Regions from separate parts of the Homo sapiens genome. Here region 2 is linked to region 1. The links are chromatin contacts, found by Hi-C in ENCODE. All regions are on one chromosome and are shown on one strand. The core of a region is the stretch at or near the end of the contact, and the rest is flanking DNA. Distances in the headings are between cores, read along the strand shown.

Region 1 (2,725 bases), core at 73-2,572:
TACAGTTTTATAGTCTATTAATTGTTGGTCCAAGAAAACAGATTACCTCCAGTTGTATGTGGGTACCTTAATGAGTAGGACAAGTGTCAGGGTGTGTGACAGAATTGCCTGAGTATGGAAGGTAGCAGTGAGAGTCTCCACAAAAATATTAATACTTTCCTATAGAGAAAGCCCCTTTTAAAGTGGGAGCCTTTATTAAAGTCCAGAGTTAAAAAGTAAGCTCTTTAACGTTGAGATTATAGACTTTTAGAAAGTTCATTTATGCCATGTTTCAGGCCTATGCTAAATTCTACGGCAAAAAGACCTGTAAATGCACCGGAGCTGACAGCCTGGGTCCTGGAACCCTTCCTCACGCTGCTACTACGGGGCACCCTTTCTATAATACAACCCCCCGAATGAAAACACTAATGCAAGCCTGGCCCCACAAAAACCTAGATAATGCTTACGTTGAAGACGACAGGTTTTTCGCTTTTGTTTTCGGTTGAGGACTTACTACCCCAAAAACACATCCGACCTGTACTAGAATAGGTGTGTGAGGGAGCGGGAAAAGCTCGGGTCATTTTAACTGGACTAGAAAGGAACACAGCGATCCCCTCACTAAACTTGTCGCCAAGTTCCCTCCTCGCCATCCCAGGGTGCGGGAAAAACCCCCTCCCGCCCCGGGGCCCCGGCAGCACTCGGGGACGCCAGCACGCCGGGCTCCTTCCCACCCGCGAACCGCGCTCCCCGCAGGGCGGGCCGGGGCGGGGAAAAAGGAGCTCGACGCGAAGGGCCGCGGGCGGCCTGGGAAGGGAGGAGGGAGACTTGGGAGGCTGCCGGGCGGTTTTATTGTTTCCTTTCGCCCTCCTCCTACCGCGCCTCCGCCCCAGCGTCACTGGAAAGCCGCCCGAGCCGCCCGGCGGCAGGTTATTTATAGCGCGGGCTGCGCGCGCGTCACGGAGCCCGGCCCGGCTGACGGGGCCGCTGACGCGCTTGGCCGCGGGGCCGAGTCCGCGGGGCTGCGCGCCGGACGCCGGCGACAATGGGCTTCTGTGTGCAGCTGCCGCAGCCGCCGGGGGCCGGGGGCCGGGGGCCGGGGGAGGGGGGCGGGCGACTCCCCGGCTCCCTTCTTGGTCGGCCGCGACCCCCCGAAAGGTAACAGGCCTCTTTCGCCCCCGGCCAGGACCTGGGCCCTGTGGGCTTTTTTTTTTTCCATTTTATCAGTAAGTTCCCCTTGTCCCAGCCTCCGCTTTCACTTCCCGCGTTCCCTCCACCCCAAAAACCGCCCCAACATGTCCAGAGAGGGGCATCTACCCAGCCGCCCAGCCAGGGGCGACCACTTTGTGAGCCCCGGGGAGCGGGACCCGTACCAGGCGCGCCCAGCGGGGGATGCGGTGACCGAGGGGCCGGGAGCGCCGGGCAGGTAACGTATCCTGGACCTAGAGTCGGGGGACTTTGTTTGGGGCGGGAGGAGCGGAACAGGGGTGGGTGTGAACGCCGGACGGCCCTTCCGGGACTCCTGTCCCCCCTCCTTCGCCCCACTCGCCTGCGCGCTGGAAGCCAATCTGGGTGTGTAGCGCGAAGAGCGAAAGAGAAACTTCTGCGTGACTGACTAGATGAGGCTCCTCCCGAGAAGCCGAGATAATAGAGGCCCCCTCTCCCGCCGCCCGCCTTTTTCTCCTCCCCCGGCCGCTCGCTCCTGTCGCCCCACCCCTCGAAGGCTGCGGACCAGCCCCCCACACTTCCCCCTACACCTCTGGCGGGTTCGCGCCGTGGACGCCCCCGCCCTGCGGGAGGAGGGGCTGGCGCGGATTTTAGGGACTTCCTGGGATGCGGAGATCGGCTCTGAACCATCCCCTTTCTGCTGCCCGGAGCTGGGGAAGCTCGCTGTGGAGCGTCTCGCACGTGGCAGGCAGGCAGAGAACTTGCTGCACCTTCTAGGAAATTGCAATCGATTTGTAATGCACTTTCGCTAATTGGGAGTTCAAAATTAAACTTTAATAAAGCATTCGTGTCGTCTCGTCTAATTGTGAAAGCTTCCATCCGTCCTGGTAGATAGACTCTAAGTCTCAAGTTAATGGCGCTAAGCTAGATTTTCCCCCCAAGTACAATTCCGTCAGCCGTCGTCGGCGCAGCTGGATTTCCGTAAGGTACAGATGTTGCTAATGACAGCTTAAGCACGGATGGGCAGATAGCATACGGAATGCAACATGTTGCCATATGGTTCCTTTAGCCTTTCACCTCCAGGGATATCAATCACATATATTCTGGGAGGAACTTAATGACTCTCTGAACAGCAAAATGAATTACCTGGTACAATTTATATCCCTTGACCTGATACGTTATAACAACAGGAAGATAGCATCTCGCAATTTCTGTGGTATAAATTGAACTACAGAGCTACATTTAAAATTCTACATCTATTTGTAGTTTAAGGGGCCCTGTCATATTCTGGCTGTAAAATCTGTTTCTGTATTGCCCATCTCCTTCCCCCTCCTACCTCTGGAGGAAGCAAAATTTATAAAGTTTAGCAAAACTGGTGTCGGAAATTGCCAGTCAACTGATTAATAGATGAAGTATGGAGAAATGGAAAATATGACTTCCAGAGCTACTTACTTCAACAAGAATTAGCCATCTTTAGGAACACCATACTTTTAAGCGTACAAAATTAAAGAACTCCAGAAAATGTATTTTCTGCTAGTTGTTTCAGTATAGCTCCTAAATCTATTCATTAACTATTTGAAAT
Region 2 (2,725 bases), core at 152-2,651, 3.6 Mb before region 1:
ACAAACCACTTTTATAGGTCTAAGAGTCCAAAAGCTGAAGAACCTGGAGTCCGATGTTCGAGGGTAGGAAGCATCTAGCACGGGAGAAAGGTGAAGGCCAGGAGACTCAGCCAGTCAAGTCCTTCCAACTTCTGCCTGCTTTTATTCTAGCCATGCTGGCAGCTGATGAGATGGTGCCCACCCAGACTGAGGGCTGGTCCGCCTCTCCCAGTCCACTGTTAATCTCCTTGGCAACACCCTCACAGACACACCCAGGAACAATACTTTGCATTCGTTCATATCAATCGAGCTGACAATATTATCCATCACAGTGCCTCAGTCTCCCCAGTATTCAGGGGAGGGCAGAGATGTTGTCTTTTTGTCCTTCTGTTCCATGGCGTGCCCAGATCCTGTGATGGCAGGTGCTCACTATATCTATGGAACTGAAAGGCCAGACCCTGGGGAGAGGACAGAGCAGGTTTGGGAGCCAACTGTGAAACCTTGGCAGTGGGAGTCAGGAAGAGCAACCTAGGTCTTTGCATCCTCATGCAACAAGGATGGAGGCCACCTCAAGTACACATTATGTGCTCAGCAAAGACGAGATTTAAAAGTATAAAACATTCACATTTGAGCAACTTAGGTCATTAAGAATTTGGCCTCTTTATAATGATAGCAGTGTCCACAGGAAGAGAGTGAGTGGGACATGAAATTTCTGGTTCTGCATGCAGACTTCTACATTTCTACCAGCTAATTATTATTATCATTAAATTATTAAGCAAAGAGCTTACTCGCAAAGGTCAACTTTTTATAAAGCATAAGTCATCCTTGGAAGTGTCGTTTGGTCATTCTAGTAATTCTTGCTTTTAATTCTTTAACAACTATGGGTAGAACTGCAGTGTACCATTATTCCACCTTTGTTTGCACTGTCAAAATACCCAAGACGTTGCCAAGGACGACTGAATTCTTAGGCTTGGCCGCAGCCACCCACAGGGCAGGTGCTCACTTCCTCCTCCGGGGTAGAAGAGATCATGGGTCCCTTTCCAGTCCAGGCTGGAATGGAGAAGTCGTCCCTGACCACAGTGCGCCAGGCAGAGGCCAAGGTTCTAAACTGATAGAACCCACCCACCAGGGCGGTGCCAAGTCCCAGTAAGGGCCGCATCTCCCCAGCTTGGCTGATGAAGAGGCGGGGACCGAACCCTCCAGTGCAGGAGCCTGTCTGGTGCCTGGCTCTCCCACCGATCCGCACGTACCTCTTCCTCGCGGGTCCTACCCCACGCAGGTATCTAGCGCCCAGCCCTGTTCATTTCCCACACCTGGCCCGCTCCGCCCCGGGGCCGAGGAGACGCACGTCTGATTGGCCGAGGGCGGCGGGGGCGGGGCCGGGGCGCCCCCAGAGGCCTAGACAGAGGTGCGGGCGGGGCAGGCCGCGCTCAGCAGGCGGGGCGGGAGCCGCGTGCGCCCGAGGACCCGGCCGGAAGGCTTGCGCCAGCTCAGGATGAGGACAGGCTGGGCGACCCCTCGCCGCCCGGCGGGGCTCCTCATGCTGCTCTTCTGGTTCTTCGATCTCGCGGAGCCCTCTGGCCGCGCAGGTAACCGCGGGCACGCCAGCCCCGCAGTCCGCTGGGTGCCTCGACGCCACAGCTCTGCTGCCTTCCAGCCTGGGGCAGGGCTGCGCCCCTGGGGCAGGTCACGGCTGCTTTGCTGTTGGGGCGGGGGGGCTCTGGAGCCGGAAGAGTGAGTCGCAGGGGAGGTCTGGCAGAGGAAGCGCCCCAGTGCCCTCGGGGGCCCGGAGGAGGGCGCGGTGGATGTGGGAGGACAGGGCCCTTCTGGTGCAGAGGGGACGCGGTGCACCGTAGAGTAGGCGCACGGAGGCTTTTTTGGCCGGGTGCGCTGCTCCATCGTCGCCTCTCTTATATAATGTTGCTGGAGTATGGGGTTCCCCATCTGCCCTCTTGCGTCCCGTCCCTCCCGTTCTCGCTTTTCCTTCGGCCCTTGGTCACCTTGGCCACAGGGCCAAGAGGAGCCTCCACCCACAGCGCCAAGGATTCCCCACGATTCCCGGATTTCACTGCGCCTACGGTGCGCATCAGGAAGGAAGTCAGGTTAAATAAACCATCTCCTCCGAAAGTGACCAAGACCAAGAGTCAGCTATGATGCCCTCACCCACCGCCTAGAGCAACAAACCTTTCTTCTCATTGGTTTATCAGCTCCAAATGACCCCGCTCCCCCAAGGCTGACAGCCTCACGGTGAAGGGCAGGTCGCCTGCTTGGGGACCTGCTGCCTCTCACTGCGGAAGCAGGACCAGAAACAGACAGCCTTCATTGATGTTCAGGGTAGTGCCAGCCCCACCACACCACACCCCTTGGCAGCAACCGGTTGCTTTTACTTTCTCTTTTTGCCTGGGCGAGGGGTGTGCAGAGAACTTTGTTTCTTGGTTGGACTGCATCATGGGCACTCAATGGGCCACCCTCCACCGGCCACTTCTGTTATCGTGCCTGTATGAGGAAGGAAAAGATTGTCCAGGCAGTTTGAAAAACATTAAATTGTTGGTGGCTCTTATTTTCTTTGCAGCTAAGCTAAGTTACCATCTGGTTTAGACTTCCTTCGGAGAGCGATGGGAAGAGATTTCTCAGAGTGTGAATGGCATCATCCTATCTACAGCAAGGACCTGGAAATGAACCCTGCTCTGAGTCACACTTCTCTATTCTCCTTTGACCCTGTGTGCTAGGAACTACCAAAAGAATC

The links. Hi-C counts contacts between places; a loop is a spot of excess contacts on that map. Pooled maps may share reads with other maps.
Region 2: a map of CD8-positive, alpha-beta T cell shows a loop between it and region 1 (10-fold over the local background). The contact joins the promoter of LY75 here to the promoter of FLJ46875 in region 1. A Hi-C loop is called at or near these places in 4 of 168 maps with a recorded cell type or tissue (CD4-positive, alpha-beta memory T cell, CD8-positive, alpha-beta T cell and naive thymus-derived CD4-positive, alpha-beta T cell) and 9 of 50 pooled maps.

What each region holds. Positions count from the first base shown.
Region 1 is chr2:156,340,717-156,343,441 of GRCh38, reverse strand. It overlaps FLJ46875 (a long non-coding RNA gene), which reads left to right and starts at 1,322. Exons shown (of 1, transcript NR_147695.1): 1 at 1,322-2,725. RefSeq lists enhancers at 41-100, 1,308-1,861, 1,862-2,417 and silencers at 511-1,120, 1,661-1,760.
Region 2 is chr2:159,903,432-159,906,156 of GRCh38, reverse strand. It overlaps LY75 (lymphocyte antigen 75), which reads left to right and starts at 1,401. Exons shown (of 35, transcript NM_002349.4): 1 at 1,401-1,568. The coding sequence starts at 1,475. LY75-CD302 (LY75-CD302 readthrough) reads left to right here and starts at 1,401. Exons shown (of 38, transcript NM_001198760.1): 1 at 1,401-1,568. The coding sequence starts at 1,475. RefSeq lists silencers at 1,199-1,440, 1,210-1,669 and enhancers at 1,850-1,929, 2,070-2,119, 2,340-2,389, 2,440-2,489.